2 separate regions of the Homo sapiens genome follow, and region 2 is linked to region 1. The links are chromatin contacts, found by Hi-C or POLR2A ChIA-PET in ENCODE. All regions are on one chromosome and are shown on one strand. Each heading gives the region's core, a stretch centred on a gene start or an enhancer-like site at or near the end of the contact. The rest is flanking DNA. Distances are from core to core; before and after follow the strand shown. Region 1 holds the start of AKR1A1 (aldo-keto reductase family 1 member A1). Region 2 holds the start of LRRC41 (leucine rich repeat containing 41).

The links. Hi-C counts contacts between places; a loop is a spot of excess contacts on that map. ChIA-PET counts read pairs that join two places held with the same protein, here RNA polymerase II (POLR2A). Pooled maps may share reads with other maps.
Region 2: a pooled map shows a loop between it and region 1 (7-fold over the local background). The contact joins the promoter of LRRC41 here to the promoter of AKR1A1 in region 1. A Hi-C loop is called at or near these places in 7 of 50 pooled maps. POLR2A ChIA-PET finds 5 or more read pairs at or near these places in 2 of 52 experiments (HEK293 and activated CD4-positive, alpha-beta T cell).

Annotation. Positions count from the first base shown.
Region 1 is chr1:45,548,892-45,552,843 of GRCh38, reverse strand. It overlaps AKR1A1 (aldo-keto reductase family 1 member A1), which reads right to left and starts at 2,018. Exons shown (of 9, transcript NM_153326.3): 1 at 1,689-2,018. RefSeq lists enhancers at 1,546-1,765, 1,996-2,225, 2,276-2,335.
Region 2 is chr1:46,301,595-46,305,546 of GRCh38, reverse strand. LRRC41 (leucine rich repeat containing 41) reads left to right here and starts at 1,931. Exons shown (of 10, transcript NM_006369.5): 1 at 1,931-2,423. The coding sequence starts at 2,225. It overlaps UQCRH (ubiquinol-cytochrome c reductase hinge protein), which reads right to left and starts at 1,849. Exons shown (of 4, transcript NM_006004.4): 1 at 1,727-1,849. The coding sequence starts at 1,780. RefSeq lists enhancers at 1,095-1,676, 1,677-2,260, 1,996-2,395, 3,816-3,935, 3,426-3,952 and silencers at 2,386-2,445, 2,496-2,545, 2,576-2,725, 3,076-3,145, 3,176-3,725.

The DNA of each region.
Region 1 (3,952 bases), core at 769-3,268:
TGACCATCACTCTTTACTTAAACCACAGATCTTGGCTTCCAGAGTGGTCCCTCTTCCCGCAGTCCATCACCAGATCCAACCATGTGACTCCCAGTCTCAAACCCTTCCAGCAATTCTCCCCTATATTCAGGATAAAGTCCAGGCTTCTCAAAACCTGGCTTCTATCTTTCTCATTTCACCACCTCCTCATGTCAGACTGTATTCCAGACTTTGAACACTCAACAGGGTCACATCACTTACCTGACTCTAGGTGTGTGCACTTTCCTTCCCCAAACCCTACCTTTGCCTGGCTAGCTGCTGCTCATCCTTCAGCTAGCACTTCACATTTCTGGCTCCTTTCCAGGTGCAGTGGCTCATACATGTAATCTCAGCACCTGGGCAGGCTGAGGCGGGAGGATCACTTGAAACCTGGGCAACAAAAGGAAACACTGTCTCTACAAAAATTTGTTTTTTTCTTTCTGAGTCTGCTTGCTAGGGGGAATTTTTTTTTTTTTATTTTAAAGATTAACTGGGCACAGTGGCATGTAGTTTATAGTCCAAAGGCTGAGGTGGCAGGATTATTTGAGCCCAGAAGTTTGAGGCTGCACTGAGCAAGGATTCCACCACTACACTCCAGCATGGGCAAAAGACCGAGAGACCCCCATCCATCTCTAAAAAGAAAATAAATAAATAAATAAATGGATGGCTACTTCCATGTACTGATAGCATGTGCACATCACTACATTTTTCTGTTTATATATAAATTTCCCCCACAAACCTGGCTACTCCTTGAGGTCTGAGCCTGTCATCTGCCTGAACCCCTCACTCCTAGAGTACCTGTCCCATACATACATACATACATACATACATACATACATACATACAATGTACACAATACACACACCACACACACACAGCTTATGGGGGAGAGATCTTGACAGGTTGAGTTTGGCCAGCTGGAAGGACATTTGAGGAAGTCGCTGCCTCTGTCACCTTCTTCCTTTACCTGTTGGAAAACCTGAAAAGAATCCTCTTGGAGAATATCAAAGCACTTTACTATACTCGGCAAAAAATCCCAGTGGACCAGATAGAATCATACTGAGATTGCTCCTGTATTAAAGATAAGGAAACAGATCTTGGAAAAGTAACAGGCCTGCAGCCCTGAGTATGAACGATCTGAAGGGGAAGAGTTAATTAACAGTAGCCTCATCCAGTGAAGGTTCAGATCTGTGTCTTACTTTAACAGAGTTCTGGGGCAACAGAATAACATGTCAGACTTTCTCAGACCCAAAGCAGGTGTCTAAGTAAGAGAATTATCCCCACTTCTCCCCACTTCTGAGAACTATCCCTGCACCTGCATAAGAAAGCCGGAGCAGCTGGAAAAAGCACATAGGTGAGCAAACAAAAAGATGGCAATTAAAACTTGCAGATCACCTAGTATGCGCTGTGCGCCTTCAAAGCTTTATCTCAATTCTTGCTACAGTTCTAATGTAGGACCTCATTTTATTGCTGAGGAAACAGGTTCAGAGAAACTGGGAAGTTAGCAAGAGATCATACAGAGAAAAAGAAGAGCTCAAATCCGAAACCAAGTCTCGTCCCCTCCAGTGCTCTGCGCTCTCCACTCAACCCCAGGGGCTTACATTTCAGTAGTAAAGAATCGAGGCCATCTCCTCCGGGAGAAAGATAGGCCAGCAGCAAGAGAAACTCACCTTGGCACAAGCACAGAGCGTGAATAGGGTACTGTGGCCTGGGCTCAGTTCTGCACCCCGCCAGAGATCCAACGATCCTCAGCTTAAGTCTGGCGGTGAGGGGGAAGTTCCACCCGGAGGGAGGGGCAGGGGCCGGGCATAAAGGATCACGCGCAGGGTGGACCGCCTTCGCCGCCTCCCGAGGAAGGACCTGAAGGGGATGGAAAACAGAGCTGGGAGGTAGTACCGTCTCCACCTCTGGATCCTCGAGGTCGAACTGGCCGGAACTTGGTCACTCACTCCGCAGCGCGGGTTTGGAGAACTCCTGGGCACAATGAGGCAGGTGGCGCTGGCCACGTGGGCGGTGCAAGGGGCGGGGCCAGCCTCGCCTTTTGCTGGCCCACATTGCACCGCGCGCCTAGGCGCCGCCGCAGGCGCTTTTCCGGGGGAAGTAAGGTAGCAGATGCCACGTTGCAGGTTCTTCTGGTGTCGGCCCTCCGGATTCACAATGCCATCCGTGGCTCCATACTCTCCCTAAAGTCAGGTTGGCTGGATTCCCAAAGTTCACCTAAGTTGGCCCCGTTACATTTAGTTCAAGCAAACTGAGGCCCAGAGAGCAGCTGCAACACCAAGATTGGCCAGAATACAGAAGACCTCGCGTCTGCAGATCCAGGCGCTGGAAAGTGCCTGGTCCCCCTGTCTGGACCATAGACCCCGCCCAGCACGTTATGTGCCAGGCACTGTGCTTAACACTTAATAAACATGGTTTTATTGAATCTTCATAATAATCCTGGAAAAGGAATATTCCTTTTTTTTTTTTTTTTTTGAGACGGAATCTCGCTCTCGCCCAGGCTGGAGTGCAGTGGCGCGATCTTGGCTCACTGCAACCTCCGCCTCCCTGGTTCAAGCAATTCTCTGCCTCAGCCTCCCGAGTAGCTGGGATTACAGGCGCCCGATACCACGCCTGGCTAATTTTTTTGTATTTTTTAGTAGAGACGGGGTTTCGCCATCTTGGCCAGGCTGGTCTTGAACTCCTGACCTCGTGATCCACCCGCCCTGGACTCCCAAAGTGCTGGGATTACAGGAGTGAGCCACTGCGCCTGGCCGAAAAGGAATATTCTTTTATTTCGTACAAGCCTTTTTAAAAATCGTAGTATAGCATATATACAGAAAATACACCAGTCTTTTTTTTTTTCTTTTTCTTTTTTTCCTATTCTACATCCAGGAAGAAAGAAAATGTATAAATCTTAAATGTATACAGTTCTTTTTTTTAAATTATTTTTTGCAATGTAACTGCCATCCAGAGGAAGATATTACCAGCACACCATAAGCCTGTGAGGAAAGTATTCATAATCCATTTTACAGATTGGACAGACTCAGCAAGGTTAAGGCTATTTATAATTTTCCCAAAGTCACACAGGTATTAATTAAATGACACATCTGCGATTTGAAATAGTCTGTGCTGTTTGAGTGGAGAGGTGTCTTGCATGTATGTGTTTTCCTTGGCAGGGATGGGCAAGACACAGGGTTATCTCGGTTTGGCTCTGCTTTTCCCCACACCTTTACTCCCTGAGAGCAACTCTTCCCATTTCCCCACCCCCGTTATCCCCCACTGTCTCCCCAACATAAGTGATGTCCTGGTGGACCAAATGTCTAATGTATCAGGCCATCCTCATAAAAACAATCAGACTTGGCCGGGTGCGGTGGCTCACGCCTGTAATTCCAGCACTCTGGGAGGCCGAGGCAGGCGGATCACCTGAGGTCAGGAGTTAGAGACCAGCCTGACCAACATGGAGAATCCCCGTCTCTATTAAAAATACAAAATTAGCCGGGCGTGGTGGCACATGCCTGTAATCCCAGCTACTCGGGAGGCTGAGGCAGGAGAATTGCTTGAACCTGGGAGGCGGAGGTTGTGGTGAGCTGAGATTGCGCCATTGCGCTCCAGCCTGGGCAACAAGAGTGAAACTCCATCTCAAAAAAAAAAAAAAAAAAAATTCAGCTAGGCGTCGTGGCGCGCACCTGTAGTCCCAGATACTCAGGACGCTGAGGCAGGAGAATCGCTTGAACCCGGGAGGCGGAGGTTTCAGTGAGCCGAGATCGAGCCACTGCACTCTAGCCTCTTGACAAAGCGAGACTGCCCCTCAAAAAAAAAAAAAAAAAAAAAAAAAAAAAAAAATTAGCTGGATGTATTGATGCGAGCCTGTAATCCCAGCTACTTGGGAGCCTGAGGCAACAGAATCACTTGAACCAGGGAGGCGGAGGTTGCAGTGAGCTGAGATCGCGCC
Region 2 (3,952 bases), core at 682-3,181, 750 kb before region 1:
TCCTGACCTCCTGATCCACCCGCCTCGGCCTCCCGATCCACCCGCCTCGGCCTCCCGATCCACCCGCCTCGGCCTCCCAAAGTGCTGGGATTACAGGCATGAGCCACCGCGCCCGGCCAGAATACCCTAGTTTAAAACTGACTGCTTAATTACTTGCTTTTTCTCATCTATTGCAGCGGTGGATCTTGCTGACCTTTCTGAGGCAGGCTCCATTTCTTTCTTTAGTTTTTTTTTTTTTTTTTTTTTTTGAGACAGGGTCTCACTCGGGTTGCCTCGGCTGGAGTGCAGTGACACGATCACGGCTCACTGCAGCCTGGACTTCCTGGGCTCAAACTCCCGAGCAGTTGAGACCACAGGCGTTCACCACCATGCCCGGCTAATTTTTATATTTTTTGTAGAGACGGGGTTTCGCCACGTTGCCCAGGCTGGTCCAACTCCTGGACTCATGCTACCTGTCTGCCTCGGCCGTCCTCCTAAAGTGTTGGGATTACAGGCGTGAGCCACTGCGCCCGGCCTCAGGTTCTATTTCTTTTTAGAAATAATAAGACTAGAAAAATTAAGGGATAAATAAGTCTCCAATTATTCTGAACCCACAGCCCAGAATGGCTGCCCCCAAGTGACCAGAGAACAGACGGACAGGAAATGAGATTAGAAACAACTAGTAGCTGTGTCGCAAAATTGATAAGAGTCCTGGTTCTAGAACCGCGCTGCTTGGCCGCAATTCCTGGCTGCACCAATTTGGTAGCTGCATGACCTTAGAAAAGATATTTAACCTCTATGCTTGTTTCCTCATCTGTAAAAATGGCACTAATAGTACCCAACACTTACTTCATAGGAATAGTGTGTAGATGAAATGAATTAGGGCCGGGCGCGGTGGCTCACGCCTGTAATCCCAGGACTTTGGGAGGCCGGGGTGGGCGGATCACTAGGTCAGGAGTTCGAGATCAGCCTGGCCAACAGAGTGAAACCCCCGTCGCTACTAAAAACACAAAAATTAGCCAGGCGTGGTGGCGGACACCTGTAGTCCCAGCTACCTGGGAGGCTGAGGCAGGAGAATCGCTTGAACCCAGGAGGCGGAGGTTGCAGCGAGCCGAGACCACGCCACTGCACTCCAGCCTGGGCGACAGAGCGAGATTCCATCTCAAAAAAAAAAAAAAAATTAATTAGTGCATATAAAGCACTTGGAATAGCAAGCAGTCAATAATTATAGCAGCACTCTTTCTCTGGGAAAGAGCTCCCTCTTCCATCACAGAATCACATCGTACATTCTTTCATTGTCCCCAAAGACACACACCTTCCTCAAAGAAAAGGAACACAAGGCCAGGTCTTCCGAACCTCCATAGAAGATGTGGTAGGGATTCCTAACCTGAGCTGGGGCAAGGCGGTCTGTTTGCTCCCCAAATCTGTGAAACGCGGGCTTCAGAACATCTGACTGACTGCAAACATAGGTCATATTTTTACAAGACTTTAGTCCACAAAACATTTTCGCTCTCAAACCTTCACTACATTCACAGAATGCAGAAGCCGAGGCCCAGAGAAAAACTAGTCATCTATCTGTCCAAAGTCACCGGACGAATTCTGGGGAAAGGTCGAGGGAACTAGAGCTCCCGACTATGCAAACCCTAGAGGGTAAACTGGGGGCTAAGAGGGCCCCGTGCGTGTTTTGGCGGGCTAGGTCCTGGGCTTCAGGGCAGAGAAGAGGGCCGAGTGGATCGCCTTGCCTTACCTCCTCAGGATCTCCGGATTCGGTAAGCATCTTTTGCTCGTCCTCCAGTCCCATGTCTGGCTACGGTTCTAGATTCAACACGAGCAGCAACAGCGGCACCTAACCCAGTTCAGGATCAAGAAGGACTTGTAAGGGTCACTCAGCGGAAATCCGGCGATCTGGCCGGAAGTGCGGCACACTCATCGTGGTCGCGAACACATGCTCAGATTGGCATGTACTACCAGCCGCAGGCAGAGGTTAGGGGTAGCTGATGTTTGCACCCGAGGAGGCTTTGCTAAGAAACATCCCCTTAGTCATACCACACCCAAGTATAATTGATCTAGGAGTTTATCTAAAATAGTAGCTCCTAAGAGACTTGGAAAGTGTGCTAATTTCTTCGAAATTTCTTTAGAATAATTCACATTCTTCCCCATATCGCTTATGGAGCCGTCCTAACTGCTGACCTTTTCAAGATGGCGGTCCGCGGGCGACACTCTCGGGCTCGCGCACCTCCCCAAGATGGCGGCGCCCGAGGCCTGGCGCGCCCGGAGTTGCTGGTTCTGTGAGGTAGCGGCGGCAACGACCATGGAGGCCACGTCCCGGGAGGCGGCGCCAGCGAAGAGCTCGGCCTCGGGCCCCAACGCTCCCCCCGCCCTGTTCGAGCTGTGCGGGCGGGCGGTGAGCGCCCATATGGGGGTTCTGGAGAGCGGGGTGTGGGGTAAGTCGCGGGGTGAGGGGCTACCTCTGGCTAAGAGCAAGGGGCGGCCCAGCGGCCGGGGGGCGCGGGGGGCGAGGCCGGGAGGCCCGGGGCAAGGCCCAGCCTGGGGCGCTGAAAGCCAGCTCGTAGGATCGGAGAATGAATTTTGTGACTGACAGGGCTGGACAGAGTAAAGACGGAGACCTAAATGGGCAGGCTGACCCGCACCGCGGCCTGGCTCGGGGGCGCGGGGGGCGAGGCCAGGAGGCCCGGTCTGGAGCGAAGCAGGCTGGGCCCGGGCGACTGAGGCTGGATTGCGGCTGTGGGCCGCGCGAACTGACACTCGGCTGGGCCGGGCAGGAGAGTCTCGGATGTCGAACCGGTGGGCAGCGATGGCCCGGCTGCCCTAGGGCAGGGGCCGAGGTTAGGAGGCCCGGCCTAAGGCAAGGCCAGGCCAGGCCCGGGGCCACCGAACCTGACTGATGGCCCCGGGGCTCCAGCATCTGCCTGACACGCCACGGGGGTCGAGATTCCGGAGGCCAAGCCGATGGGCGGAGGGGAGGACAGCAGATTGGAGAGCGAGGGAATGGGGCAGGGGGAGAGGCCGAACGAAAGGGTCGGGGCGCCGCGGCCTGTCTGACGGCCCAGGGCTGACGGGAGCGAACCGACAACCGGGGTCTCGGGTGCCAAACTGACTAAGCGACCGAGCGACCGTGCGACCCGCAGGACAGGGAGCGCCGGAGGCCACTCGGATCGGCTCGAGCGGCGAGGAGGGACCGGAGAGCGAGTGGAGGGGGGCCCGGAGCGGCTTAAACAAGCGAGGGAGGCTCGAATGACGGACAGGCGGGAAGGGCCAAGGAGGCCCCAAGCGGGGCGACGGCCCGGGGATCCCGGACTGCCGGGCTGCCGTGGCAGGGGGCGCGGCGCCGCCAAGAGGCCTTGGGCTGAATGGGAGTGAACGGGGGCCCCAGGCCTGAAGGCGGCCGGGACCAAAGGGCCGGGCCTGGATGGAGGGCGGCCTGGGGCGCCGGGATGAACGGCCGGGGAGGGCGAACCGGCCAGTTGGGCTGGGAGGCGGGGCTGTGGGTTGGGGACCGCTGGCCGCGGCCTGGCCGCTGACGAGGGAAACTTGGGTCCGACGTGGGGCAAGTGAAAGAGGGGAAAGTGAGGCTCTGCCAAGCAGGCCTAGCCGCGCTGGGGACAGGGGAGGCCTCGGGCCTGAGAGGCTGCTGGCTCTGTGAGGGTGGGGTCGGGAGGCCGGGGTTGGAGTTGGGCGAAGAGGTGGCAGGCCCGGCCGAGGCCTGCTGGGGAGGGGGGCAGGAGAGCAGGCCCCGGGCCTGGAAGCGGCGCGGGGGAGGTTCCACCAGGAGGCCTTGCGGGTGGCCGTGGCGTCTTTGCAGGAGGAAGGCCCTGGTCAGGACAGGAGTGAGGACTTTGAGGACTCGAGGTTGCAGGGCGCGGAGTTTGAGTTATGCCATGAGGAGGGGGTGTGGGGAAAAGGCCCTGGAGTTTGGGGGGACTGAAGCTCCGGGATAAGCTGGAGGGTGGTC